Linked DNA regions of Homo sapiens: region 2 is linked to region 1. A link is a loop called in an ENCODE intact Hi-C map of the cell type or tissue named here. Cell type or tissue: Caco-2. All regions are shown on one strand. Links, peaks and the distances in the headings refer to the core of each region. The heading gives the core; the rest is flanking DNA.

The links. Hi-C counts contacts between places; a loop is a spot of excess contacts. Peaks named below come from ENCODE experiments on the same cell type or tissue, not always from the same donor. Only the 100,000 strongest peaks of a DNase experiment are listed, where the experiment ranks them.
Region 2: a loop joins it to region 1, with 7 times the contacts of the local background. A loop is called at or near these places in 22 of 110 quality-filtered maps.

What each region holds. Positions count from the first base shown.
Region 1 is chr14:104,634,040-104,648,944 of GRCh38, forward strand. No RefSeq gene overlaps it. Among named protein-coding and RNA genes, the nearest start is that of LINC02280, 24 kb to the right of the region's middle. In Caco-2, for the core only: a CTCF peak has its summit at 6,086 (motif pointing left); a DNase peak (open chromatin) is centred at 6,142; H3K27me3 peaks cover 169 bases.
Region 2 is chr14:104,568,146-104,583,050 of GRCh38, forward strand. It overlaps C14orf180 (chromosome 14 open reading frame 180), which reads left to right and starts at 11,619. Exons shown (of 5, transcript NM_001008404.3): 1 at 11,619-11,858. RefSeq lists a silencer at 3,293-3,493. In Caco-2, for the core only: no CTCF peak of the experiment used is centred there; DNase peaks (open chromatin) are centred at 8,695 and 9,096.

The sequences.
Region 1 (14,905 bases), core at 2,731-10,730:
AGCCTGTTAGTGGCTCTGGGGAAGCTGGCACTGATTAATGACAGCAACAGACGACACCCATCTGCCCATCAGGTGAAAACTCGCCGCTGTCATCTGTCCTGTCAGAATCTACGAGCAGCATGGGAGCCCGCCTGGCTGGGACCCCGCGTCCCTGGCCGCCCCCTGGCCTGAGGTTCCAAGCAGGGCCTCAGACTGATGTGGGGACAGATGAGACCGGTGGGGCCAGAAGGGCTAGCTCTGAGCCTGCCGGGGGCTGACCAGGAGCCCTGTCCCCACAGGGCAGCTGCCTTTCTCAGACCACTCTGAGGTGAGCAGTGGACCCCGAAGGTGGGCTGGGTCCCCTGCCTTCACCTCCTCCCCTGTCAGGCCCCCCGAATCCGACTGACCTGGGTCAGCTCTGCCACCTGCCCTGTTCTCTCCAGCGCACCCAGGGCCTCGACTGAGCCACTGCCCAGGGTCCTGCTGTGAGTGGACCGGAACCAGCACGGGCTCCCGGCTACCACCTGCCCACCCCGCCAAGCTGTCCCACTGGGACCTGACAGGGAGGAGCCCACACTGGCACGCCTGACAACAGCCATAACCTTTCCTGTGCTGCAGAGAGGGAAACTGAGGCTCAGCAAGGCCAGACAATCTGACCGAGCACTGGCCTGGCCTCCTGACCCCAAAATCTGTGCCCCTGGGGAAAGAGAAGAAAGAGGTAAACGCATTCTACAGCGCAATCCCCACGCCAAGGGGTGTGTTCCCCTGCGGCAGGGCCCTGGGGTGGACATGAACACCCAGGTACCCCATGGCCTGCTGACCTCAAAGGGGAGAGGGCCCAGCTCCAGCAGCCCTGCCCCGCACCACCCCAGAGGGAGCCCAGAGATGGGTTGTCACGGCCAGGACACTACAGGGAGGGCCAACGGGACCAGGGGCTTCAAGCCGACAGCTTAGGGGGTGTTTTCTCTGCAGAAAACCCCTCTGCTCCCCAGCGGAGAAGCTGTGCCTGCACCTGGGATCTGCTTTGCATGTAGAGGGGGCAGTAGCCCCACACAGGAGGGGCTGACAGGGCCAGAGCACAGCCGAGACGCCGCGGCAACCCACAGAAGATTCCAGGACACAAGCCCACAGCCCACGGTGGACTGGGCAGGGGAGCAGTCGTGGGCTCCACACGTCCCAGAACGCCAAGCTGCCTGAATCGGGGAGGGGCTGGGGGTCGGCACACACAGGAGGCAAAGGGCATGGAGGGGCATCCCCAATCCCATCAACCCCGAAAGCCCCCGGGGGCCGGCCTAGGCGCCCCATGGACCTGCAGTTGATGGGGCCTGGTGCACGCCCGGAGGATGGGCCCTCAATAGCAGCATGAACAAGTAGCCCGGAGCCAGGAGATGCACCTGCCGCCCCAGGGAAGTCCCCGCCCTGGGAGGGTTGGGGTGTGGCAGCCAGTGGGGGTAGCTTCAGCTTCATCCACAGTTGAAGGATGTCTGGAAGGTGGGGAAGGAAGGGCCTCGCCCGCAGGACTGGCCGGGCCTGCCAGGAGGTTGGTTCAGTCTCGCCCTGCTGGGGGATGCATCCTGAGTGGAGGGGGCTTTCCAGCCTGCAAGGGTCACACAGGAAGCCTAGGGTCACTGGTGATGAGAGGACAGGGCTCCAAGGGGCTGGGCCATGTGACCCTGGCCCCACATCCCCTCTGAGGGGCTGGGCCGTGTGATCCTGGCCCCACATCCCCTCAAGGGGCTGGGCTGTGATCCTGGCCCCCACATCCCCTCAAGGGGCTGGGCTGTTTGATTCTGGCCCCACATCCCCTCAAGGGGCTGGGCTGTGTGATCCTGGCCCCACATCCCCTCTGAGGTTGAGGTGCGAGGATTCCACGCGTGTCCCCTCTCCTGCCCCGCATCCTCACCCGTGCTCTACCAGCATCCCAGCCCCGGCTCTTGCACCCATCCCTCCATCCTTTCTTCCCTCCCGCCTCCTTCCATTCCAACTGTGTGAGCTAGCTTGGGCACCGTGAGTGCGTACCACCCACCGGGGGTTTAAACCACAGACACCTCACCGTCCTGGGGGTGGAGATCAGGCGCAGTGCTGCACTGGGGCCCCGGGAAGCAGAAGACGGCTCCTGGCACATCTCCTGGGTGCATCTGTGGATTGCTGGGGCCCCCAGCAGCTCTCCCAATCCCCAGAAACCCCTCCTGGATCTGCTGTATCCACCTGGAGCCTCTTGGTGCACAGCGGCACACACAATACCTCCACTCTCCACCCCGAAGGATGCCCACTGCAGCGGGGTCCTCATCCACCCAGCCTCCAGCCACCCCATCCTAGGGCCACCGGGGTCCCCAGCCAGCTTCTAATTGTCACCCACGGCCAGTGCTCTTGGCTCTGGAGGAAGGAGATGGAGGCTTCGCTTGACGTTCATTCCTCATGGGTGTGGAGAGGCCCCCTCCAGGGCCCCTTCCCCTCACCCCACCCGGCAACCAGAACCGCGAATACTTCACACGGTACTTTGAATTTAATGGTTCACATGGGCTCCTCTCTGAGCTACTGCCTTTTATTTTATGACTAAATTAATATTATACATACAAGAGCACATTTAAGACACCCGCCAGAGGAGCAGGAACGGTGGTCGTGTGGGAAAGGATACATTTTTACGCACACGCGTCTCCGGGCCATTAACGGGCCGCGCGTCCATCTGTGTCCACAGCTGACCTTAATCCTGTCCCAGCGCCTGGGGCCTGAAGCTCGTGGAATCACCCGCCTCACGTGTCTTTGCGGCCCACTAATTTGTGCGTGTTCAGGATATATTGGGTTTCATAATTTTTATATGCAAATCAATAAAAAGCCCTTTGCTATCTCATTTAAATCAGCGAATAATTAACCAGGCTGTCCAGCCCACCTCCATTCTCCTCAAATCCCTGGAAGTGAGAGGGGCCAGCACTGACCAGGAGAGCAGGGTCCCAGGGCCCCCTCTGGACAGACTGCCCACACAGTGGGCGCTGGGTCTGCTGGACCCAGGAGGCCTGGGGGGCTGACCACCTCCTCCGGGACATGGTCAGAGCAATGGCCTGAGCCAGCCCTGCGAAGACCCTGGCTCCGAGAGAGCGGGGACAGTGACAGTGCTTCAGACAGTCACCCACTGAGGAACGGGCACCACCCGTCGCCCGAGACCTGTGTCGCCACCCACTGAGGAACGGGCACCACCCGTCGCCCGAGACCTGTGTCGCCACCCACTGAGGAACGGGCACCACCCGTCGCCCGAGACCTGTGTCGCCACCCACTGAGGAACGGGCACCACCCGTCGTCCGAGACCTGTGTCGCCACCCACTGAGGAACGGGCACCACCCGTCGTCCGAGACCTGTGTCGCCACCCACTGAGGAACGGGTACGACCTGTCATCCGAGACGTGTGTCACCACCCACGCACTCTGCACTCCAAGGCTCCACACAGAGAAACAAGGGCGTCGGGGATGCTAAGTCCAAATGCGATTCAGGGGAGCCCAGCTCTGGGAGTGGGGCATCTTAGGGCACCTTCATTCTGTGATTTTGCTTTTTTTCCCTGTTTATGGATGCGTAAGAGTGAGCTATGATAAAATCCTATGAGTAAGTCTGATAGCTCTCCCATGCATGTGAAGTGGAGCTTCTATGTGATAAAGCACTGTGTCATAGTTTTACAGGCAGCATTTTTTCTTTCTTAGAGGTACATAAAACAACAGCGCACCTTATAATCAGCGGCATTCAACAAAATGGTTAAAAAATAATACCCCGCAGTCCAGCAGGGTCTATGCAAGAGGAGGAAGAATGGCTCACATTAGATCAGACCCTCAGGTGACTCACCAGTCTGCTACAAGGACTAAGGGCCAAAAAAACCGCATGAATTATCTCAATAGACACAGAAGACCCATATAAAGTTCAACACCTATTTATAATTTCTAAAAACTCTCACAAGGCTACAAATAAAAGAGAACATCTTTAACCTGAAAAAACCTACTTTCCAGAAACCCCCAGGAAACATCAGACTTCACAGAGAAATCTAAGACACAATCTCTTCCAGACTAGAAATCAAGGGCGACCCTTATCACCACTCAGTTTAACATAATCTCGAAAGTCCCAGGAAACACTGCAAACAAAAAAAAAAAAATAAGAAATGAAGAGGTGTAAGGACTGGAAAGGAAGAGATAAAACTGTCACGACTGGTGGATAACGTGGCCATCTATGTAGAAAATGTCACTGAATCAACAAACTACTGGGACGAACAGTTACAAGATAAACCTACAAAAATCAATAATGTGACTCTATGGCAACAATAATCAGCCAGAAAATAAGATACCATTCAGCAACTGAAGCAATTAAGTGGATAGGAATTAAATTACCAAGGGACGGGCTGGCCGTTCGCTAAGAAAATTCTGGAACTCAGTGAAAGGACCCAGCCAAGCCACTGAAAGGAGAAGGCAGCATGGTCAGCTCGGGAGTGACCAGCAGCACAGCCCACGACGTCGCCAAATTAGCTTCTAGATTAGTGCAACGCAAAGCAAAGTTCCAGCAGGCATTTTAAAGACACCCGACCACAGCCCTATTCTCGGCACGTGATGGAAGAAGGGGCGTCCCTGAATGACAGGCTGATTGAAAAGCCAAGAGAAAGGGCTCACTCCACCAGAATGAAGATAAACTATGAAGCCATGGAAATGAAAGATAAAAATAAAAGCCAGCACGCTGCCGGTGACGGAGCAAGCCCACCCTGAACAGACTCAGGGACGTGTGGGAACTCCTTAGGTAAAAGGTGACTCCTACAAATCAAGGAGAACACAGCGTAGGGGAAAGTGGCTCGTTATACGGAGACAAAAAGTCACGCCGGCCGCAGATGGACTAAAGGGGAAACTGACAAACACAGCAGGGAGGCTAGGCAGGGCTCGGGGAGGAGGCGCACCCTCAGGACCGTGTTCACGCAACCCTAGCACCAAAGACCACCAGTAACCACCCTCCATGTCCGCACCAAAGTCAACAAAAGAAAGATGCCCCCTGACCACAGATGGAGAGTGGGCTGAAGGGAGCCTGGGGACCCCGCTGGGCTGTCCCCTGAAAGTGGCACCAAGCCTGCTGGAAGGCATCATCTGCTGGGCCCGAGGCCCACCCCAGACAACGCCAGCACTCTGGACCCCTCCTGCCAGCACTCAGCCACCCCCTGCCCACTCAGTCTTACCGAGGTGTGCATGGCCGACAGAGTTCAGGCACTGACTTTGCAGCTGGAGACAGGGCCTTGACCTCAGGGACTTTGGAGGTGTTGGGACCGGTCAGTGGGGACCCATTCTGTGGGACTTGGGCATGGAGAGCAGGTGCGGGCCAGGATGTAGCTGGGGCCACGGGCTGCACGGGGGGGGCCTCAGGGGCAAGTCCAGGGATTGTTCCAGCCCCCACTCCCAGGTCCCCCTGGAGACCCCACTTCCCTGATGGCCAACCGCAGTCCCAGCTTCAAACAGGTTCTTTGAGGGGGAGGAGAAGCAATCTCCTTCATATAAATGTTTAATTGGGAATTAATATGGATGAGGCTCTGGAGTGATGAGGCTGTGGGTTTAATAAATATTAACAAGGAATAGGCCTCCCCTTCCTGTGCTCTGTGCTAATCCCTCTGTGTAGCATCCATTATTCACCGTGTTTCTCAACGCCAACCCCGGGGATGGGGGTGGGGTCCTTCCTCCTGGGGCTCCTTCCATGGAGGTACTTTGAATCCCTGGCCTCGGGGGCTGAGGGTTCTACTACAGGATGGATGGATCGGCTTTCTGTGGGTGTGGAACTCTGACCACAAGGACACTCACTGGCCCATCTTCCATTGGCACAGACACACACTCACTGACCAGGAAATCTATATTCCAGCCTTACCTTCAGCCCCACTGGGCTCCTGCCACTGATGCCACCTCCACCAGGAAGCCCACCTGGTCTGCCCACAGGGAGCAGCACCCGTCCCTCAGGGCAGCCACAATCCTCTCTCCTGACCTGGCAGGGGCTCGGAGACCCAGCGACCCCGCCCAGCCCGCTGCAGGTGGGCTGCTGTGAGGGGACCCAGTTCTCTGATTGGACTCCACCAAGGGGTCCAGACCCTGTCCACACTGCTGCCTGGCCGGGCCGCAGGTGGAGCTCCGGCGCCCTCGTGTGGCCCGTGTGTGCAGGACCTCAGCCGTGCTGCCCCATGGGAGGATCCAGGGAGCCGAGCACAAGATCAGCGATTACCCAGGTCACAGTCCCAGGATGCACAGAGCCCGCGTGTGGCACTAGGAGCGAGCCCCACCCTCGGCTTGGGTTTGCACGGTCCCGGCAGTGCACTCGCTTCATAACCTGAGAACGTCCCTGTCCACACAGAGGAACAGCCCTCCTGCCTGAGCTTCCACCCCTACACTGGTCAGGCCCCCTCTGCTGCAGCTGCCCCCGGAATTCCTTGCAGGGATTGAGGGGTGGAGCCCGGGACCTCTGCTGCCCAGGCCCACTGAATATTGGGCAGCCCAAAGCCCTGACCCTACCTCCCCCTTGGCTCCTACACACCCCTGGGCACGTGTGCCTAGGGGCAGCACAGCCCCTCCCATCCATGGGATGCCAACCCCCTCTAGTGATGCCCACCACGTGCGGGGTCTCAAAGGCCCAGTCCTGTGCCCTGCCCACCCTCCTCATCCCTAGTGAGGATGGCCCCCCATCCCTGGTGCGCACGGCCCCCCATCCCCAGCATGGATGGCTTTGTGGCCTTAACGGGACCCTCCATGAATCTCCATGGGAAGTACAAGACCCATCCCCTAGTGCCTGCTCCACCCTCGGAGGGGCAGGACCGATGGGTTTCTGTGCCCACTCCACCCCTTTATCTGTTCCTCCTCCCCTGGGGCCCCACCAAAGCCACGAGGAGGGGAGGCAGGGGAAACAGCCCCCATTGGCTCCTGAGTTGACCCCAGCAAAGCACCCACACAGAGGCAGAAGCGGGGGGTCCTAAGAGGCCAGCTGTATCCAGGGGCTTCAAGATGCCCCCTGCACTCACTCAGCACCACCCTCACCCCACCCAGCCGGGCCGGACAGATAAGGGCCTGGGCCACGGGTCAGGAGCAGAGGGTGCTGGGGGCACAGACCTGTGAGGGTCGTGGGGGTGAAGGACCTCAGGCTGGAAAGACCCCAATGAGTGAGAAAGCCAGATCCCCATCCTTCCCAGCCCCCACCGTCCCCACTGCCCCCACTCACCCCCCGCCCAGGTATCCCCTGAGAAGGCAGGCTGGGGAGACAGGGAGAGGACAGTTAGGGTGAAGGGGACCAGGGCTGTGCTGGGGCTGGGCCGCTCTCACTCCATCCCTTAAGCCCCTTCCTCTCTCCAGCCTGCCCCCTCCACACCCAGCCTGCCCACTCCCGCCACCCCTCCCTGGCATCCCACAGCTGTGACCACAGCTGGGACACCACGGAGCACTCACCACAGCACTCGGAGCAGCCAAACCCTCCCCTTGGCCACAAGGACCTTCCCAGTGGCCCTCTCCAGTCTCACCTGCAAGCACCCCTCTGCTTACGCTCACAGAGGAGTGAATGCGTGAAGGCCCCACGGGGTGAATGAATGCGTGAAGGCCCCACGGGGTGAATGAAGGAGTGAAGGCCCCATCAGGTGAATGAAGTAGTGAAGGCCCCACGGGGTGAATGAATGAGTGAAGGTCCCACGGCGTGAATGAAGGATTGAAGGCCCCATCAGGTGAAGGAATGAATGAAGGCCCCACAGGGTGAATGAATGAGTGAAGGCCCCACGGCGTGAATGAAGGATTGAAGGCCCCATCAGGTGAAGGAATGAGTGAAGGCCCCACAGGGTGAAGGAATGAGTGAAGGCCCCACAGCGTGAATGAAGGAGTGAAGGCCCCATCAGGTGAAGGAACGCGTGAAAGCCTCATCAGGTGAATGAATGAGTGAAGGCCCCATCAGGGTGAATGAATGAGTGCAGGCCCCACAGGGTGAGTGAGGAGTGAAGGTGGCTCTGCAGCCTGCCCGGGGCCTGGTGAGTCTCACAAGCCCCGCATTCGCGCGGCCTGGTCTTTGTCCAGCAGAGTCTGAGCAGAGTCCCCTCCGTCTGCCCTGGCCCTGGGACCCCCTCTCTCCTCGACCCAGGGGAGGAGTCCATGCTCAGCCCAGGGCTGCTGGGAGATGAACCCGACTGCCTGTGGCTGCACCCCTGTGTCAGCCACCACTGCGGGTTTCAAGGCTGAAGCTCCACTTCCTTCCTCCCAGAAAGTCTCAGCACAGGACTCCATCCGGGATCCCTCAAGGTCGGAACGGCCCCGGGCCCACAGGGTGGGCCTTGTGGAGACATTTCTGCCAAGATGGAACTGAGAGCCGTCTCGGTGGTGGGAGAGGACAGCCTGCCTGGGGCTCGGGGGGAGGAAGCTGTTCTCGGGGCCTTTTCTGACCAGCTCTGAGCACTCTCTGGGACCAAGGCCTCTGGAGCACGGAGGCCTGGGGGCTGTGCTGGTCACCCACACACAGGACAGCCCCTGAGCCAGAGACAGCCATGCTCAGAACCCAGAGACCAGAGGCCCCAAGGGGAATGGCACCCTCCCCCACACCCAACCTGGTCAAGTCAGTGGAGCCACCGCCTGGCCTGGGGCTGGGCAGCCCACGGTGGTCCCAGAGGAGGAGAGTTGCCATGTAGTGACAGCCCCACAGAGGGGCACATGGAAGCACCCGGACCGGTCCGACCCCAGAAAGGCTCAGGCACTTGGGTGCTGGAAGAGGTGGGAGAGGCAGGACTGGGCTGCATGGAGGACGCCATCCACGGCCGCCCCTGGGCAGTCACCATGGTCCTGGGCAGTTACACCTACCACAGGGGACCACTGGCTCAGCTTCCTCCCCACAGCGTTCACTCCTCAAAATCCAGCTCTGGCGACCGCTGGTGCTTCCGCAGACTTAAGGGGAATTGTGTTATGAACCGGAAGGGAATTTCTCTGCTTTGGAGGCTGGGTGTGGTGGCTCACGCCTATAATCCCAACACTTTGGGAGGCCAATGCGGGCGGATCACAAGTTCAGGAGTTCAAGACCAGCCTGGCCAACATAGTGAAACCCCATCTCTACTAAAAATACAAAAAAAATTAGCTGGGCATGGTGACGGGTGCCTGTAATTCCAGCTACTCGGGAGGCTGAGGCAGGAGAATCACTTGAACCTGGGAGGCTGGGGTTGCAGTGAGCTGAGATCACACCATTGCAGCACTGCAGCCTGGGAGACAAGAGTGAAACTCCATCTCAAAAAATAAAAGAAAGAAAGGAAAGCCTAAAGGAAGCACAGGAGGCCGTCCGTCAGTCCGGAAGCCCACCCCAGAGCCCCCTTCTGGGATCTTGCATTGTGCAGAGAGGTGGCAAGGCCCCGTGCCCCTCCCCCACCTGCTACCCACCCGCCCCCCAGCCTCGTGTCCTGACAAGCTGGCCTGGAGGGTCAGGGAAGGGTCTTGTGTCAGGTTGCTTTGGGTGCTGGTGCCCCTCCCCAGGACAGGGAAGGGCAACGAACAAAAATGTGGGTGGGACCGGCATCCTGATGCTATCAGGGTGACACGGCCCAGAACATATTCCCCTTTATGGCCTCCCTAGAGAGCCAGGCCCCATCCCTTCCCCTCCACCAGCTCCTCACGCTCTGGAGGGATCACAGACCTAAGGAGAGCCAGGTCCCCACCCCAGGGGGCTCTACCAGGGGAGTTCAAAAAGAAAGAGAAGAAGGAGGTGGCATTGTGGGAATATTACCATCGTACTTCGCCTTGAAGGTAGATTTCAGGGCAAAAGTATTAATGGAACAAAGAGAATATTCTATTTAGGTCAGAAGTGTAATTCACCCTGTCGGCAAGCCCAGGGTTGTGTGTTTCACCCAGACATTGGTCTCCAAGGAGAGAAACCCTCTGCGATCCTTCTAATTGCACTTGTGCAAATGCTACACGCACGTCTCCCTGAGCTGACTCCAACACTCATTCATTCCTCCTGTGCCTGCAGGAAAGCCAGCCCGGGCATCTCAGAATATGAAGTTAATGTAGGAGAGGCCAGTGGTCCAGAATGTGTACCAGGATTCTCCAGAGAAACAGAGCCAATTGGATGTGTGAACGCCTATCTTCGTATGCATATGAGAGAGACTGATTGCAAGGATTGGCTCATGCGATTACAGCACTGAGAAGCCCCCAGATCTGCAGTCAGCCTGCGGGAGACAAAGGGGTCAGTGGTGTCAGTTGTAATCCAAGGCCAGGAGAAGACCCACGTCCCAGCTCAGTCAAGCCAGAAAAGCTCACTCCTACTCAGCCTCTTTGTTCTATTTGGGTCTTCAATTGATTGGATGTGGCACCCACACTGGGAAGGGCAATCTGCTTTGCTCAGATGGCAAATACTGCCCAGTCTGTGAGGCTCCCCGAGGCCCAGCCGAAAGCAGACCTCTCCCCGGGCTGCCCCCACAGCCACCCTGTGCAATTGGGCACCTGCAACCTGGACTTGGCAGCAGTCAGCATTGGAGCCATCGACTCAAAAGTCTCAGCACGTGGATTAGGAACTGAGCACTAGAAATCCACGCTGATTATTTCATGAGACTTGAGCCCTTCTCTCGCTACCAGCCAAGCAGCACCCAGGCAGGCCCAGAGGACAGCAAATCTTGGAGCTAGAGAACGCCCAGCTTGAGCATGACACAGGCGGTCATCACGGTGCTCTATTGGTTCCTGGTCTTCAGGGTTCATTTTACTGGCGTAAGAGGCCAGGATGGTTGCTTTTGTTTTCTAAAACCCTTAAGGAGCAAAATCCCACACAATCTTGGAGGAAATTAAATTTAGAAATTAGATGCTAGGCTTGGCAGAGACCTTGACAGGGCCCCCCACAGGGCCAGACTGACACATCCATTGAGACCACATCACAGTTATTAACCTTTTGCTCCAAAACATATGGAAAAAAGCTGCTAGAAACACAGGGAGAATCTTCCTAAACCACAGTCACAGTGGGAGACTTCAACACACCTCTCTCGGTAATTGTCAGATCAAAGAATGAGTAAAGGAAAAAAGAATATTAATAGAACAATTAACCACCATAAATTACCAGATCTACAGGACTTCACACTCAACAAAGAAAGGAAGTGCATTCCTTTCGAATAACAAACAAGTGAAAAAAACAGCATGTTCAAGATCCCCAAGGAAATCCCAGTAGGTCCCTGAAGGGGAAATTGTGAAACTCTGATCACAGTGCAATAAAACAGGGAACTAACAACAGATCACCTTCTTTAAAGTCCTCACCTCTTGTCAGCTTAGACGTGGGATAGACACTACGTCTGACACGTTTTCTACTTACAGGCTAGATGACTCTGCTTCCTCATCGGCGGAATGAGGACCAGGCTGTTACACGTCTCTGTATTCTGCAAGTTAAAGGCAGTGAAACACTTAATATCCACAGCACACAGAGCGTGACACACACAGACAGCACTCAGCGAATGTTAGCTGCCAATGCTAGCGTAAGACGAGATACACACTCTTCTGAATGACTCTGAGTTAGAGGAAATGAAACATCAAATTAGAGGCTCAACTAATTTGATAACAAGAGCACCACACATCAAAAACCCTGGGACGCAGCCAAAGTGGCTCTCAAAGGACAAAGTATAGCCTTAAGTAATTCTTTTCTTTTTTTGAGACAGAATCTCGTTCTGTCACCCAGGCTGGAGTGCAATGGCGCGATCTCTGCTCACTGCAAGCTCCGCCTCCCGGGTTCACGCCATTCTCCTGCCTCAGCCTCCCGAGTGGCTGGGACTACAGGTGCCTGCCACCATGCCCGGCTAATTTTTTTTTTTTTTTTTGTATTTTTAGTAGAGACAGGGTTTCACCGTGTTAGCCAGGATGGTCTCGATCTCCTGACCTCATGATCTGCCTGCCTCGGCCTCTCAAAGTGCTGGGATTACAGGTGTGAGACACTGTGCCCAGCCTAGCCTTAAGTAATTCTAATAAAAGGTAAGAAAGGATGAAAGTGTGCTTTCATTTAAGAAACTAGAAGAAGAAAGAAAATATGACTCAAAAGAAATTTAGGAGAGCCTGGAATTTAGGAGAGCCTGGAATCACACCCTGATTCCTCCCTCTCTATCTCCTCCCCAGCTGTAGTGATGTCACTTGTTATTGTATTGTTGGGCTGTATTATTGTATTGTTCCTCACAAATAGGGAACACATGTTACTTCCAAACTCTAACAGAAACAGGCTTTACATGCCAGGAGTCAACCCCAGGCCTCCACAGCACAGGTATTCACACTCTTCATGCCCACTCACATGCAGGGCCTCCAGGAGCTCAGCCAGCAACTTCTCAAGATCAGGGACATTGGAGGGGCAGCCAGCTTGGACCAGGCGGAGGGACCACCACGCCAACTCCGCAACCCAAGCCTTCTTCCGCAGGGCTCTTCAAACATCTTCCCTACTATTTTATTCTGAACCTTTGTAAACACACAGCCAAGTTGAAAGAATTGTACAGCAGACACCATCTACCTCCTTCTAGAGTCTCCCATTAACGCATATATGGTCCAAGCTCTGCCCTGGTTGCTCCCTCTCCCCACCAGCTATGCGTCCCTCGGCCGTCTTTTTAAATATGTTTCATTTTATTTTGTTTTATTTTTTGAGACAGGGTCTCACTCTGTCACCCAGGCTGGAGTGCAGTGGCGTGATCTCAGCTCACTCCTGGGCTCAAGGGAGCCTCCCACCTCAGCCTCCCGAGTAGCTGGGCTTGTGTTTACAGGCGCCAACACCAACACACCAGCTAATTTTTGTATTTTTTGTAGAGACGGGGTTTTGCCATGTTGTCCAGGCTGGTATCAAACTCCTGAGCTCAAGTGATCTGCCTACCTTGGCCTCCCAAAGTGCTGGGATTACAGGCATGAGCCACTGTGCCCGGCCTCCTATTTTTTTTTTTCTTTTTTTGAGACACAGTCTCACTCTGTCGCCCAGGCTGGAGTGCAGTGGCATAATCTCAGCTCACTGGAACCTCTGCTTCCTGAGTTCAAGCAATTCTCATGTCTCAACCTTCCTAGTAGCTGGAATTACAGGCACCCGCCGCCACGCCCAGCTAATTTTTTTTATTTTTAGTGGAGACAGGGTTTCCCCATGTTGGCCAGGCTGGTCTTGAACTCCTGACCGCAGGTGATCCATCCATCTTGGCCTCCCAAAGTGCTGGGATTACAGCCATCAGTCACTGTGCCCGGCCCTTAGTACATTTTAAAGTAAATTGCAGTCTACTCCCTCTGAGCCCTTCAGCAGGCAGATTATAGGGTGTTATATGTAAAAATGTTTGTTTAGAAATAGAATGCTCGTTCCCCAGTGCTGCAAAGAAACAGCACTTGAACATAAATTTAATTCTCTCAGTAAGGCCATTTTTACTTTCTGCAGAAAGGGTGCCCATCGCAAATGCAACAATGGCGAGAGCACATCTGAACAAAGGAGGGAAGCAATTTTTATCCTGTACACAGTTTGTCCCTGGTACTGTGTCCTGTCTCCATTGGCTGGAGCCAGGCCTCACAATCTAAACTAAAACCCAACTGGCTAAAAGTTTAAAACTTTTCCAAATAGGTAAAAGTAATGGAAAGACAAAGGAAAAGAAGAAGTTGCTTTTGCCAAATAGGGAAGGGGCATAGGCTGTGAGCTGGGATATGCCTGCGAGCACGTCCGGTACAGATATTTTGGTTAAAGTACAAAGACATGGAATGTATTACGTGCCTGTGAGCATGTTTAACAGCTACATAGGATAGGGCTTCACAAAGAGTTACTAGCACAAAGCAAGGAGTCTTGAAGGAAGTTAGTCTCTAAAAGAAACTATTTTTTTTAACACGATTTATTCTTTAACAAGAAGGGAAACTTTGAAGAGGAAGTTTTACTTCCTACATAGGGAACTGAAGTTCAATATTCATTTATGATTTACTGGGGTCTTACCCTGTCACCCAGGCTGGATGGAGTGCAGTGTGGTGCAATCGTGGGTCACTGCAGCCTCAACCTCCCAGGCTCAAGTGATCCTCCCTCCTCAGCCTCCCAAGTAGCTGAGACTACAGTCATGCACCACCACAACTCGGCTAATTTTTTTTTTATTTTTTGTAGAGCTGGTGTCTCCCTATGTTGCCCAGGCTGGTCTTGAACTCCTGCGCTCAAGTGATCCTCCTGCCTCAGCCTCCCAGAGGGTTGGGATTATAGGCATGAGCCACAGCACCTGGCCCCTTTTCTCTATTTTTTTTTTTTTCTTTGAGATGGAGTCTCACTCTGTCGCCCAGGCTGGAGTGCAATGGCGCAATCTCAGCTCACTGCAACCTCCGCCTACTGGGTTCAAGCAATTCTCCTGCCTCAGCCTCCTGTGTAGCTGGGACTACAGGCGCCCACGACCACAGCCGGCTAAGTTTTTTATTTCATTTTATTTTTTAGGAGAGATGGGGTTTTGCTGTATTGGCCAGGCTAGTCCTGAACTCCTGACCTCAAGTGATCTGCCCACCTTGGCCTCCCAAAGTGCTGGGATTACAGGTGTGAGCCACTGGGCCTGGCCTCCTTTTTTTCTTTAAAGTAAAATTTACATGTAGTAAATAGTATTTGGCCATAAAGGGAATGAATTACTGATACATGCTACAATGTGGATGAACTTTGAAAACAGTAAGCTAAGGGAAAAGAGGTAGACATAAAGGGCCACCCACTACACAACTCCATCCACATGAAAGTCCAGAAGAGAGAAATCCATAGAGACAGAAAGTAAAGGCTGGGCACGGTGGCTCACGCCTGTAATCCCAGCACTTTGGGAGGCCAAGGCGGTGGAAGCCCTGAGGTGAGGAGTTCAAGACCATCCTGGCCAACATAGTGAAACCCCATCTCTACTAAAAATACAAAAATTAGTTAGGTGTGGGGGTGCACGCCTGTAATCTCAGCTACTCGGCTGCTGAGGCAGGAGAATTGCTTGAACCTGGGAGGTGGAGGGTGCAGTG
Region 2 (14,905 bases), core at 4,464-12,463, 64 kb before region 1:
CTCAAAGGCCTTTGCCAAGCCTGGCATCCTCGTCCATAAAAGGACAGGGCACGCAGCCGGGCACGGTGGCTCACAGCTGTAATCCCAGCACTTTAGGAGGTCAAGACGGGCGGATCACCTGAGGTTGGGAGTTCAAGACCAGCCTGGCCAACATGGAGAAACCCCATCTCTACTAAAAAATACAAAATTAGCCGGGCGTGGTGGCGCATGCCTGTAATCCCAGCTACTCGGGAGGCTGAGGCAGGAGAATTGCTTGAACCCGGGAGGCGGAGGTTGCACTGAGCCGAGATCGTGCCATTGCACTCCAGCCTGGGCAACAAGAGCAAAACTCCGTCTCAAAAAAAAAAAAAAAAAAAAAAAGATGGAGTTTGCCAGGGGCAGGGCTGTTCCACCTTCACCACACCAAGGTGAGGACAGAACCCAGGCTGCGGCCAGGGCAGGAAGAACTGAGGTCGTTTGGGCCTTGTCTGGCCACCCTAAGGAGTCAGCCCCTCTGCCCAGGAGCTCAGCGATGCTGCCTGTGGCCACAGGGTCGCCTGCTCTACCTTCAGCCTCAGTTTCTCCCTTGTAAAGGGGACATACAGCTCCTTGGGAGCCATGAGCTTGGGCCACTACTTGTGAAGCGCAGAGGGAGCTGGAGCACAGAGGCCTCAGTCAGGCACGTGCTGCTGCCGTGGTCCACGTGGGAGGTCACGTGCATCCCCGCAGTGGTGCTGGGTGGGCCCTGCACCTTCAGGGCCTCCCTGGTGCACCCCGGGGTCTGTGAGGCCAGCTCGCTGCCTTTCCAGCTCATCCACCCCATTTCTCTGCTCCAGCCCTTCCCCAGGGCTCCTGCACTCAGCCCCTCCAACCCCAGCTTGGCGAGCTGCCCCTTCTGTCCTGCTCCCACTGCCACCCCCAGCACCAGCCCCTCCCAGCGCCCCTGAGCCCTATGGGACTCCTGCCCTGCCCCTAGCCACACCTCAGCCGCAGGCCCTGCCTGGACATCACTCACGGTTGGTTCTGGGGCCACGGCGCACTGGACACAGGGTTCAAGTGTGCTACATGAATAGTGACAGGATCTGTGCAGCAAAGGGGGGTCCCTGCGTCCCCAGAAAGCCCCTCCTGCCCTCAGCCTCCCCAATACCTTCAGCAGGAAGGTGTGTGCAGGGTCTCTGGAGGCTGCCACCCTCCCATCCACAGCAGCGGTCCTGCCTCGGGGCGGCCAGAGCCAGCACGGGGAAGCTGACGCGTCACAGGGCGGCTTCCAAACAGGATCATAGCGAGAACGCCGCATAAAAGCTCTAAATAAACCCCAAAAAGGAAAATGGGACTGTTTTACCACTGAATCAATTCACCTCTAATTTTAATGCTCTGAAAAGTATTTTCTCTTAATGACTCCATTATTTTATCATATGGTGAGCAATAAACTCCCTCCCCACATTTGCCAGACAGCCTCAGCCTCTCCGGTGTCTGCCAGGCAGGGAATCCTTTATAGGCGGCTCTGCACACACACAGCACTTGGCTTTCGTTTAGTGGTGATTTTATAGAAGATTCCCCCATTTCGTGTAATATAAAGCCTAGAACTTAATTAGCCTCCGTCAGCTCCTCGGGCTGCTATGGAGTGGGTGTGTTCATGCACCCGCAGACCACACACCATGACAAAGTCGCCGACCGTCTCAAGGCAGCATCCCTGTGGCTGGCATGGGCAGCATGCCCCAAACATGAAGCACTCAGGACCCCAGAGGGCTCCTGGCCTCCCACCTGGCAAGTGGGTGCAGGTTATTAATCCCCAGCTCCCTGATGGCTCTCCCACCGGGACACACACATCCCTCACAAGCAAACGTGATTCCCAGCAGGGAGCTGGCGGTCTCGGGAATGACCTCCATGTGGGCTCCTGGGGAAGCCCAGGCGACTGTGCAAACCCTGCTGGCGAGGGTGCCGCCCTCCACGGTTTTCCAGGCCCCAGGGTGGGCACATGTGCCGGCTCACGGTGGGTCTGCTCCAACTCCAGTGGGAAGAAGAGATGCCGAGGATGCAGCAGCACCATACGTGGGAATGGGGACAGCTGCGGGGGGCTGGGAGCACAAGTGAGGGACAGAGCCAGGGCAGGTGAGGCCAGACGACGGACATGGTGAGCAGGGTCGGACACAGTTCCTCCTACAAGAGCCTGCTTGTGCCCTTTGATCTCCAACATCTCTCCTGGGTGCTCCACATCGAGGCGCCCCCACGGCACATCTGACCCCTCCTCCAGTAAACCTAAATTAGTTCCTTATTGTGCAACCTGGACAACTGTACATGGCCAACATTCAGGGGTCCCAACAAACTGCCTTGTAAATTGGAGGCCAGAGCCTGGCTTCCCTGTGTGGTGCCAGGCAAGGCACTGCAGCTTACACATGACACACACACGGCACACATGCAGCACACACGCAGCACACACGCAGCACACACATGCCCCTGCTGCTCCCGCCTGACGCCGGCCACTTACTCACACGCCTTCTCCCCCAGACAGAAGAGCAAAGGAGGTGGGAGGGTAAGGGGGAGACTTGAGTAACCTCACAGTACCCTAGATGCTAGGAGAACAGGTACCCGTGGGCCAGGCGCGTGTGCACACCTGCCTGGGCATGACACAGCTATGGGGTGTGTACGCAGGGCTCACATGTGGGGCCCAGAAACCTCCCTGCGTACTCAGATACCTCGTTCAATATCTGTAGCATGAGGGGCACTCCTGCAGGGGTCTGGAGCAATTCTTGGCCTAAGTGGCTATTTGCAGACTCCCCTCTCCCCACAGGCCCGGAGGAGTCGCAGAGTGGCTTTGTAACAGTGCGTTCTCCCTGCGTTTACCCCAGTGGGTTCTACAGGCTGGGCCTTGTCAAAGTGACGGGCAGGCGCTGGGCACTGGTGACAAAGGCAGTGGCAGCACTTGGCCACACTCAGCCTCTGGGGGCCCCGGACGTGCATACATCGCGGTCCTCCCCTTATGAGCGAGGAGACACCATGGCTGCTTGCACCTCGCGTGCCGGGGAACTGGGAGAGTGGGGCTCACGTGTGCATCTGCCCACCTCTGCTGAAGCCTGGGGCCACACAAAGCCTCTTGGGGTCAGAGCTTGCTGGGGCCCCGTGGGGGACGTGAGACAGAGAGAGAAGGTGTGTGTGTGCACACGTGTGAGACTCGGTGTGCCTGGTTGTGCACGTGACTGCGTGCATATGAAACACAGACAGGCGTCGGTCCAGCGGAATTTCTGTGGCACACTTGAGCTGCGTGTAGCCCCCTGCTTCTGACTGTACAAAGACCTCACGCTCTCATCCGAGACCGGAAAGCTGTGGACGGGGTTGGTGGCTCCTCTCGGAGCTAAGCTCCACCTCCCACTCCTCAGTCTGACCCTGGCCTCCCTCCCCAGCCCTCCCCAGCCCTCCCTCTCTCGGTTTTTTTTTTTTTTTCCTTATCCCCACACTCCTCTCCTGCAGCCCTGGCTTCAGGCCCCTCCCCAGCAGAGGCTGCAGCAGCCCCGGTGCAGTGGTGGGATGGGCCTGGCCGGACTTTCCAGTGCCCACTGTCCTATGCCCCCTGCCTGGCACCCCAGCCTGGCCCCTCGTGCCCACCCAGTGCTGGGTAGAGAGGCCCCGTCGTGAGCCCATCACTGCTGCCGCCAGAGGCTACTCAGGCCCAGCTCCTCAGAGGGTTTTTCTCGGGCCCTCTTTTAGTGACCTTCTCTGAACTTCTTGTGGCTGGCTTCATCGTGGGATTGCAGAAAGACCCGAGAGCCCCAGGGAAGGTGGCATTAAATCGCAAGCAATGGCACTTCTGGCACATCCAATCGATTTTGTCGTTCGTAAGAAATGGAAACAGGATGTGGCAAGGAAAAGGCAGTTTCAGGAACAAGGCTTCTCCCCTCGGGCTCTGGAAAGGGCAGGGAAAGGCTCTGTTGGCCCATGCAGCGGCCCCTGGAGTCCAGGCCCAAGATCCCAACCCCCGGCCACAGGACACGGTCAGCAGGTCCCTGCCTGGCTGCCCCACCTCTGGGAGCCCTCCTGCCACCCCGGCTGGCCTCCTGCGGGCTCTGAGCAAGGTCAGGCCCTGGGAACGAGGGAGGGGCCGCTCCTGAGTCCCCGAAGCCCTGGGCTGAGTGGGCCCCACCAAGCCTCCTTGGCCCTGCCCAGCTTCCTCCACTCAGAGCTGCTGGTGCATGTGCCCCAGAACGGGGCAAGGGGGAGGCAGGCACTGCCCCGCAGAGGAGTCTCACCCATCCCTTCCCTCTGTGTCCCAAGACAGGGCCTTGGCTGCTGCCCAGGGTGTCTTGCAGCAGCCCCTCCCCCAGCCAGCCTGTCCCTCAATGCTCTCCAGCAGGCACAGGACCAGAGAGCCACAAGCTGTGTGCCCACCCTGCACACCCACCCACAGCCCTCCCCCCATACCTCCTGGTCCTCGAGCCTATGCTTCCCACAGGCTCCTACCTGGTCATCCAGGCCAGCTGCCATGGCCCAGGAGCCTGCATCCATCCTTCCCTCAGCCACAGTGACACCCAAGGCGGTGCTCACAGCTCATCCCTGCCCTCAGGGCCACCCGAGGGGTCACCAGTGCCACAGCCAGTCATGTTATGTTGCACTGACTTCCCCAGCCAAATGCCTGGGGACCGGGGCTAGAGTTTTTCCTCCATTGTCCATTAATCATGGCTACCATTGTTGCATGGGTTCCTGGAGGTCTGGACCACCTGCCATGTGACGTACTAAGCATGACGTCACGAATGTAGCTGATCAGCATCATTTTCCGCAGACCAGGAGTGTCCCAGAGCACTGGATTGCAAGAGTAGCAAGAAAGTGCCAGTGGCTGGAGCACTGCTGTCTCTCACAGGCAGCTGGGTGGGCCCCTCTCTACTGAGGTGGTTGAGAAGGACACACTTGCTAGACACACCGCACACACCCAGGGCCAGAGGATGTGGTGACTCGGTTCAGTCGAGGTATCGCATCCGGCGGCGCATTTTCCATGTGGGCTGACTCTGCGTTGGGTTGGGTTCATCCATCACCATCGGCCATGATGCTGCTGGTTTTTGTGGACCATATGGGTGAACAGAGTGGGAACAGTGGGGACAGTGGGACTGACCATCCCTGTATCTTTTGAGTCTTTGGGGATGGTCCTAATTTCTGCAGATGCTCAGGATGTGTGGAATGACTCTCTTGGCCAGGGTCTTAGAAGCTTCCACTTGTTCGTTTGGGTTTTTTTCCTGCCAAAATGGCTCATAATCATTAGGTCAAGGAACCAATGGGCAGGCTCTGCCAACTGCAGAGTACAGGCAGCCCCTTCCCTTAGGCACGAGAGGCTGAGGGTCCCAGGGTCACTGCAGGGCGGGCTTGCCTCCAGGTCTCCGGGAGCCCTTACTCTACCCACAGCGGGGTTCTGGGTCCCCTGATATCACTGCCAGCTCAGAGCCCGTACCCACAGCTCTCAAAAGATCAGGAGAGTCTCCTGCCCAGCACATAGTTTCTGTGGGCCCTGGACACTGACTTCTGCCCTTTCAGGCCAGCTGCTCCTGACACGGTGGAAAGATCAGGAGAAGCTGCCCTCCCCAGTGGGCCGGAGGGCTCCAGGCGGCAACAGGGAGGGCAGCACCAGTGACGGGCACACCTGGGCTGAGGGAACTTTGGGCACCCAGGCTCTGGGCCACTCAGCCACTGCCAGGTGGGCACCCGCGTGAACCAGAACTGTGTGCCTGCCCGGCCAGCCCAACCTTGCCGCTTTCACAAGGAGGCACACAGTAGCCCCTCAGAACCTGCCACGGCCCTGCAAGGAGAGGATTCCCCTGGGGCAGGAGGTAGTAGCTCTCGGCCAGGCACTGACTGCCCAAGGTGGCAGGCCCAGGACAGGGTGTGGGTGGGGCCCTCCCTCCCCCGGTTCTGGTGCCAAGCTCTTCCCAGTGTCCTGTGCCTGTGCCCCATGTCCCAGCAGCTGTGTGCAGGGGAGTCATGACCAAGGGCGGCACCCAGTCCCCTGGATCTGAGCCCACTCCGTAAGCTGCCGCCTCACAGCCCGGCAAGGAGCTTCCCCCTACAGAGCCCCTGTCCTTATCTGCCAATGAGGCCAGGCCTGGGGCTCAGGAGGCGGTGGGGAGGGAAGAGGAGCTAAGCCCTGTGAGGAGCTAAGCCGTTGCACACAAGTATGCATTCTGCCCATCTAGCGCTTGGAGAGCATGGTTAATGGAAAGACCCAACTCCGTAGAACACGGAGCTTTCTTCTGAGCCAATATGAGTGACCGCGGCCCAGGAAAAAGTGCACACACCCAGGGAGCCCTGAGTGGGGGGTCCTGAGGCAGCCAGACACCAGCTCTGCTTCCCACCCACCTTAGTGTGACGGAATTGCAGGCAGTCATAGTTCAAGGAGCTTCTACATCGGTTCAGCCCAGAAAGGCAGGGTGTCTTGAAGCAGGGGGCTGACAGGTCGTCAGCGGGGCCAGAGATTATTTCATTTGCAATTAGTTAAAGAAGTAAAGCTTTGTCTATAAATGTGCAGTCATCAGAAAGGAATGTTTTCGGTGAAGATTAAGAAGTCTTTTAACCGATACACCAGGTCACAGTGGCGTGTGGGGTGCATGACTTGACCCTGGGCTGGCGGCCTTCGGTCCTGTTTATAATTCGAGTCTTAGGGTCACAGTCCTCTGATCACTAGGTTAACGTCACTACTGGTCAGCCCTGCCTGAACTCCCGCAGGGAAGGGGGAGAGCGAGGCACGTCTGCCCTCCTGTCCCATCATGACTGGGAACTCAGTTGTTCCGGTTTCTCTGGAGTCCCTTTGGCCAAGAGGAGCCTGTTCAGTCGGTTGGGGCCTTAGGGTTTTATTTTTATTTTACAGCACGTAGCACTTTTGCACACGGACAGCGTGGCCCTCACAGTTCGGCGCACATGTCCACAGATGTGTGGCTTGCCTGCGCCACAGAGAATGCACGCTTCTGGTGTGAGAATGAGGCTGTGTGTGACGTGTGAATGCTCGGCCCCGGCCGGCCGCAGCCAGGTCCCTGCGGTGGGTCCTCAGGCCCGGAGACCAGGGATGGCGCCCACAGTGGGAACCTGGGCTGACCGGCTGCCCCCGGGGCCCACGCCTGCAGTCGCCCCACTGAAGCCCAGACAGACCCCCACACGGCCTCGCCTCAGAGCCCAGAACCTTCAGCAGGTCAGGCGGGGTGGTGGAAGGATCTCCCGGCCCCTCCAGCCAGCCCCTAAGATGCTGCTGGAAAAACAGCTGTGGCAGGCAGCTCGGGGGGCCCCGGCTCGGTTATGGCTTATGTACAGCCCCGACAGCCAACTGGCTTTCAGGGAGGGACCAACTTCATAGATAAAATTTGTCATCGTATCGATGGCTCCTGTAGAGAAAAAAGGACTTTTACAGCCTCTTGGAGGTCATGAATAATAGAGGAGGAGGAAAGGGGCCGCTTTGGTTAGTGTTCCGCGGGGCCCAGAGGCCCCCATTATCTCAGCTGATGGGAGCTGGGGGGGCCCCAGCAGCCTATGGTTCTCACTCGTGGAAACCAGTGTGGTCATCACCCAGGGCCCCCACCACACTCAGGGCTGGGGGCAGTGCCCATGCGTCCTGTATTCTTAATAAGGGCTCTGACTTGGCGACGGGGTGACCATACATGGCCCTGTCAAAGGGCCCTGCCTCAGTCTGAGAATGACAAGCTGCAGGCTCCATGGTAGGGGCCTGGACCTCCCACTCCGGGCCGTGACCTGGGGCAGGACTCTAGCTGTATCTGCAAGCCGGAAGAGCAGCATCTCTCCAGGCAGCCGTATGTCAGGGGCCAGTGAGCAGACACAGGGGCCAGAGCGTCACAGGTCACCCCCATATGCCCAGAGTCTGCTCCCCCGTCCTCCCACCTCCCTCCCCACCCGTGGTCTATGGGGCCCTGAAGAGTCCCCAAAGGCAAAAATCCTCCTTTGCTTGCCTCCAGTGATGGGGAACTCACTACCTTACTGTCGGCTGTTCCTCCCATGGACAGCTCTGCCTGGTGGGAAGTCCCCCCACCAGCCCCTGTGCAGAGCAGCCTGTGCCTGTGGAGCCCCAGCCCAGGTTCCGGCTCTCACCCAGAGCATGCGTCAGCCCCTCTAACCCCAAACCCACACTCCTCCCTCATTTCCCTCATTTCCTCTCCTCTTCTCCTGGACCCCACCCTCAGGCTTCACTCCCACCAACCCCCAGGGTGCCTGGGCCAAGCCCACCTGTGACCACCACGTGGCAAGTCCTGTGAGGACTTCACTCCTTGTCCCTCCTGACCTAGCACTGGCTCTGAGTGTGCCAGTGGCAAAGACCTGCTCATGCGGCCTCCACCGGCCCTGGACTCACCCACCACCGCCACCCCTGCCTGCCCTCTCCCGTAGTCCTCTCCAGGGCCTTCTCACCGTGGTCATGGTTTATGGGGCCTCTCATGACCCCATCAGCCACCGTCCCCACCCAGCTGGAGACCCTCAACCAAGCCCTCTCAGGGGGTTTCCTGTGGTCATGAAGCAGCTGACGACCCACTGCAGAGACGAGAGCTACAAAGATGCATTCCCACTGTAGCAGAGGGAGCTGGGATCAGGACAGCCTCAGCTGCATTTTCACTGCCCCAGAGGGAGCTGGGCTCAGGACGGCCTTAGCTGGGCGTTCCCACGACAGCAGAGGGAGCTGGGCTCAAGACAGCCTCAGCTGGGCGTTCCCCCTACGGCAGAGGGAGCTGGGATCAGGACAGCCTCAGCCCGGCGTTCCTCCTGCTACAGAGGGAGCTGGGCTCAGGACAGCCTCAGCTGGGTGTTCCCACTACAGCAGAGAGAGCTGGGCTCAGGACAGCCTCAGCTGGGTGTTTTCACTGCCACAGAGGGAGCTGGGCTCAGGACAGCCTCAGCTGGGCATTCCCACTGCAGCAGAGAGAGCTGGGCTCAGGACAGCCTCAGCTGGGCGTTTTCACTACCACAGAGGGAGCTGGGCTCAGGACAGCCTCAGCTGACAGGGGTGCAGCCCTGAGCCCCGGAGACGCCTGGAGAACCTTTGGACCCATTTCCACCACAAGCCCTGGTGCTGCAGTCGGCCAGCCTGCACGAATTTCCCCCCGGGCTGTATGCCAGACAGGGGAAGGGCCAGCCTCCAGGCCTCTGCGCAAGAGGGCCACGGCCAACTCCCACCCCCTGGGCCAACGCTGGCCTCTCTTGTGCCTGGGGTCCTTCTGCTTCAACCAGCTGTGGACCCCACCCCCATCTCCCCCACCCACCGGCCCTTTCTTCTCTGGCCCAGGTCAGCCTAGGGCCTCCACACCCTCCAGCCCCACCCCCGACCCTGCCTGGAGCCATGTATGAGGCCATGCTGAGGCCCAGGGCTCTCCGCACTCCAGCCAGACCATGGTCCAGGGAGAGCTGGGAGTCTAGGCCAGCACCACGTGGCCATGACCAGAGTAGCCACAATCTCCAGCCCCTGCAGCCTCCACTCCCACGTGCCGCCCTACTCCACCCCGGCCACCTTCCAGGACCACCCCAAGGAAACAGCCCAGCCCAGCCAGCTCGCTGGACTTTCCCAGCGCTCAGGAGTGCCCAGCCACTGGACATGCTCCGCCCTCCCGCTGAATGACAGCTGGCCTTAGTTGCTGTGTTCCCGGGGCACTGCTCAGGGTGGGTGCACCACAAAGATCTGGGGAGGGTGGGGCATCCGATCATTCCCAGCTCCCGGGGAGAGATGAGGGTGTGGCGGAGGTCACCTGGCTGAACAGTGACAGAGCTGGGCCCAAACCTGGGCACCACGTCATTGGCACCACTGCCCGTGGGCACATGTGCCCACCTGCCGGCTGCAGGCAGGCCTGACACAACTGGGCTCTTCCCTGGCACTGCCTGGCACAGGCACTGGGGACCCTCCGCGGACCCGGCAGCTCAGCACTCCCCTGGGCCAGCCTTATCTTGCCCTGCAGAGCCCAGGCTGGAGTGAGGCGCAATGGACGGAGGCGAGGAGGGTGCAGCCGAGCCCTATCAGATACGGCCGGAAATATGACCCCGCTGGGACCTGAGCCCTGAGCCGAGCCATCAGCTCACTAATAAATTACCCAGAGCGAATGTCCACAGGGTCAGCCCGCATCGCCTTTCCAGGGAGCACAGAGAGGGGGCGGCACCCAAGGTCTGTGGGCTGACCGTTCCCTCCCCTCTGTCAATGAGAAGGGTCAGGAAGGAGTTGTCCCGGAGCCCCCCGACCTCGGGCAGTGCAGCCTGACCTCTGAAATCTGGGAGGAGCAGCTCCAGCCCTGGGAAGCCAAGGATAAGCGCCCAGATTGGGCACAGGCGGGAGAGGGTCTTGTCTGGCTACAGGACCTCACTCTTCCCAGGAAGCCAGACTGCCAGCAGGACCACCCAGCCTTCCTCAGTGCTCTCCCTGGAACAAGCGTCAGCGAGCCAAGGCCCTCCTGCCAATCTGGCCCACCCCGTTTGTGTAGACACAGAGCGCACTGTGTGCCATATGGCCCTGTAAGAGAAAAGTTTGCTCCCCCATGCCCTGTACTGAAGACGGCAGTGAGGGGAGGGCCGGTCTGCTGAACCCCATCCCAGTGGCTGCGTTGCTCATGCTCTGACGGTGGGTTCCAGGACTCTGTGTCCATGCAGCCCCACGGCTGGCCCTGAGCAGTCACCCTCTGTGCACACTGTCCCCCAGCCTGGCACACCCTGGGCTCCCAGGGGTCCTGTAGCTTTACCCAAGGGAGATGCACCCCCATTCCTAATGGAGAAACACGGGTCTCTCCACACCTCCTCCAGCAGTCCCCTGAAACAGGTCAAAGCCCCACAAACCAGGCAGGGGTCTGCCCACATGTGGTGGTGCCCTGCGCCAGTGATGCCCTCACCAGCCTCTTTCAGACCTGCCTTTACATGCACCAGCAGACGGGGGGGCTGGCGAGGACGGGCCACCAAGCCTGAGCCAGGCTACCACCTCCGGGCTGTGTGACTCTGGACAGGGTGCCTCAACTCTCTGAGCTGCACTTTCACCTACAAATGAGGGGCAGACTCAGCAGCGCCAGGCAGGGCAGTTGGACGCCCACCCAGGACAGACCCTGAGAAAGGCTGATCCCTCACCCCTGCCATCGCTCACTGACCCATACATTGCCCCTTCCTGCCAGGGCAATATCGAGGGTCGGCCAGTGTGCCCCAAAACGGCAGCTTGGGACCCATTCTTTGCCTCTCCCTCTGGCAACCCCAGGTCAGGACTCACAGGGGCACAGGGGCCTGGGGCAGGGCGGGCACTCTCGCCACCACGGAGGCCCCATGCTGGGTCAGGGTCTTATTGGAGGCTGGACTCTGTGATCACCTCACCTCCCGCAGCCCCACAGTGCCCTCCCTCTCCCACTCTGCCCCGAATTCCAATCCATAGGTTTTTCCAAGAGCTGCACAGCTCTGGAATTGACCTGGGAGGGGGCACATTTGGGCCGGGAGGGGTAGGAACAGCAGCAAACTCTGGTCTTATCTGAAATCATGGTCTGTTGTCCACCGGGGGCCTGGGAAACAGCCACCCCCTTCTGCTCCGGGGCCAGCGGCCTGTCCTCGGGTTCACTGCTATTTCTGCCAAAGGGGAGAGGTAATTATAGCCTGGCCGCTGCCAGCTGGCCCAGCTTTGCGATCCAGCAGAGAGGGCTGGAGACGGGACGAAGGCCACAACAGACCCGGCCCTGCCAGCGGGCGGTGGCGCCTCCAGATCAGAGCCCTCGGGAAGGAGGCCTGGGCGGGCCTGGCCCGTTCACCTGTGTGCCCTGCAGTTCTGCCCGAGGCTCAACTCTCAAGGGCCTGGGAGGGGTGCTGCCGGCCAAGAGGGTCCAGGACCTCACTGGACTGTGCCCCACAGGGAGATCCCGAAGAGCCTGTTTCTGTCCCTCGGGGAGCCAGGAGGGAACCAGGTGAGTTCCAGCCCCAGGGAGAGGGGGCTCACTTCCTGCTTGGGTATGAAGATGCCAGAGCGGAGAGATTGCCAAAGGCAGGTGCAGGTGGGGAACCTGCCCCAGCTGGGCAGCAGGTGTGGGCAGAGACTGGGCAGAGCGGAGAGATTGCCAAAGGCAGGTGCAGGTGGGGAACCTGCCCCAGCTGGGCAGCAGGTGTGGGCAGAGACTGGGCAGAGCACACACTGATGATCCTGAGTGACCTGAACAAGCTCCAGAGTGGCCACCCTTCCCCCTTCTCCTGGGACTGATGGTTTCCCTAAAACGGAGACAGTCCCAGGCCGGCCCTGTGTCCACACTGAGGCCAGGCCGCCTCTGGGGGAAGCAGGGAACACGGCCACTTCAAACTTAGCAGCGGGGGTGCTCCTGGCCACACAGGAGCTTCCAAAGGGCACCTGATGTTGCGCGAAACAGCCTGGGCAGTGGGAGAAGGGGCTGCACTCTCAGGGGAATGCAGGCAGCCGTGCCAGGCATGAACCCAGCCAGCCTTCCCTGAAGGGCCTTGGTGGGGGGCATCCTCCGAGGGCAAGTCTACGCAGGCCCAGCCTAGCAGGAATGGATTCGTTACTCCAGTAACTGAAGCCTAGTTCTCAGTGTTTGGGAATCCCTGAGAACTGGCTCTTTTCTGAGCCGTCAGTCAGAAGGAATCCCTGTCCTGCCCTGTGTGGCCATGGGACCCCCACCCAGCACTGGACGCCACGCCATTTCTTGGGCACTACTGAGCTTTGCAGTGCCCTGGACAGTTGGCAAACAGCCCCCATTCCACATATGGGAGGAAGGGCCTGGGGGGGTCCCCCGCCCTGTCTGTCTGGAGCTCTCGAGGCCTAGGGTGGCCCCTGCACCCAGCAGATGAGCAGCCATCACCCGGTACTGCTGCTACCTCGAGCCCTAACTGCACCTCGGGATGTGAGGGCCCATCTAGGCATGGAGAGGGGCCTCAGGGGGCCACCAGGCAGCTCCTGCTCCTGTTCCTACCTGGTAGGGCCTGCAGGCACCTGAGCAAGCCCAGTGGGCGGTCAGCCCAGCCAGGGGCCTCCCCACAAGTTCTCCCTCTTACTTAAGTCGAGAACGCATGTTGTCTGGGGAGCTGCCAGCGTGGTTCCAGTGGTGAGCGTTGGGCTGGGAGCCAAGGCTTTTCCCAGGAGCCCAGCCACCCCGCCTGGCTGTGTTCTGCCTCCGCCCTGCAGAGGAAAGGCCAGCGAGGCAGTGTCCATGGTCCCAGTCTTCTTCCACCGGAAGAAGGCACAACCTGCATCTGCAGCCCCAGGGCCATTGGGTTAGGCCTGTGGCCAAACTACTAAGGTGCTGGGAGACTGAGGAGGCCCAGCTCCTCCTGGGGCCACCAAGCCCGTGGTTGACGGCCTCCCCATGGACCGGGCTGTCCCGAGAGCAGCAAGTCAGCCGGGGCCCTCAGGGCCGCTGAGGCCACTGCTCAGTGTCGCCGTAATGGAAACTTCTCAGCTGGTTGTGAGCCGCAACAGCTCTGGTTCACACCCTGCGACAGCGAGGCTGTGACCGCCAGTGGATCTCGGGGCTGATCAGGCCTGAGCCACCCCGGAGGTACAGCACCAGCAGGAGCCCAGGTGGGCAGGGGCAGAGAGAGAGAGAGAGAGAGAGAGAGAGTATGTATGTGTGTGTGTGTAAGTGGTGGGGGTGGGGGCTGTGAGTCTCCAGCTTCTCCCAGGGAGGTCTCTGGCTTCCCAGGAGCCTGGCCCCCTGTCTCCAGCTCCCAAGTGAGTTGCCCTGGGGGAGGCTGCACCTGGAACAGGGAAACAGGGAGCCTGGCCCCAGCCTGCACTCGCTCAGGCCCCGGGACCCTCTGCCCCTGGAAGGCTGTGAGGCTGCCGTGTGAATGGGTGCAGTGCCAGGCGAGGGGTGAGCCGGGAGTGTGGGGCCGCACGCTCAGAGCCGAGGAAGGGCAGTGCCAGGCGAGGGGTGAGCCGGGAGTGTGGGGCCGCACGCTCAGAGCCGAGGAAGGACCTCCCATGTGGGGTGGGTGGGATGTCAGGATTTCTCACGAGCCAGCTGCTGCATGGGGGGCACTGCCCGCCCCGAGGAACCCTCAGGGAGGACAGAGAAACATCAGGAGGTGGGCTGTGGGCAAAAGGGCGGGCGGCACGGGCCAGGCAGAGGCAGCAGCCTGGGAGGAGGCGGGAAGCCAGCGGGCGGCGTCCTGGAGGACGGGGCAGGAGTGGGAGGGAGCAGCAGTGGCTGGGCCCCAGAGCTTGGCGTTATCCAAGCCACAGAACCAGGCAAGAACCACTGGCCCGCCCCCACGCCCCACTGCAGGCTGGTCTCGAGGGGGAGGGACTCGGCACTGCCACGGCCGCTGGGCTCCATCAGTGCCCTCACGTCTCTCAGCAGCTTCAAGATGAGGTGGGGTCTTTGGGGTACTGGGCTAGACCCCCAAAGACTGTTGGAGGGTCACACCCCAGACCAAGGTCCTGGGCCTCAGCCCTCATGGCCCCACCTCCCACCAGCAGTACGGGCTGGTCATGCCCACAACTGGGAGCTCCGGGCCCTGACTCCCGCCTCTGTCCCAACCCAGGCTCTGAAACCTGGCAGGCTGTTCTCCCTCTCTGGGCCTCAGTTTCCCCTCCGCCAGGGAGCTCGGTGCCCCCTCTCAGTAGAGGAGCTGGTAAGAACCCCCCAGCCCCCCAGCACCAAGGGAGGCGCCATGGGGTTCCTGTTCCCAGAGTGGGGGTAGAGTCCCCTCGGGTGGACGCGCCCTCCCCAGCAGCGGGCCTAGCGGGACACTTACAGGTCCAGGCTCTGAAGCTATTTTCCGCCCTTTATCTCCCATCTGTCACGAGGCCTCCAGTTACACACTGTCCCTGCCAGAGGCCCCAGGCCTCCCCGCCCCCACCTGCCGAGCATGCCAGAGCCACTCCTTCCCTGCTTCCACTGGGGAAAATGAGGCCCAGGGAGGTCACACCACTTACCCGAGGTCACAGAGCCAAAGAAGGACAGAGCCCAGGACTTGAGCCAGACCTCTCTTCCAGAAGGGG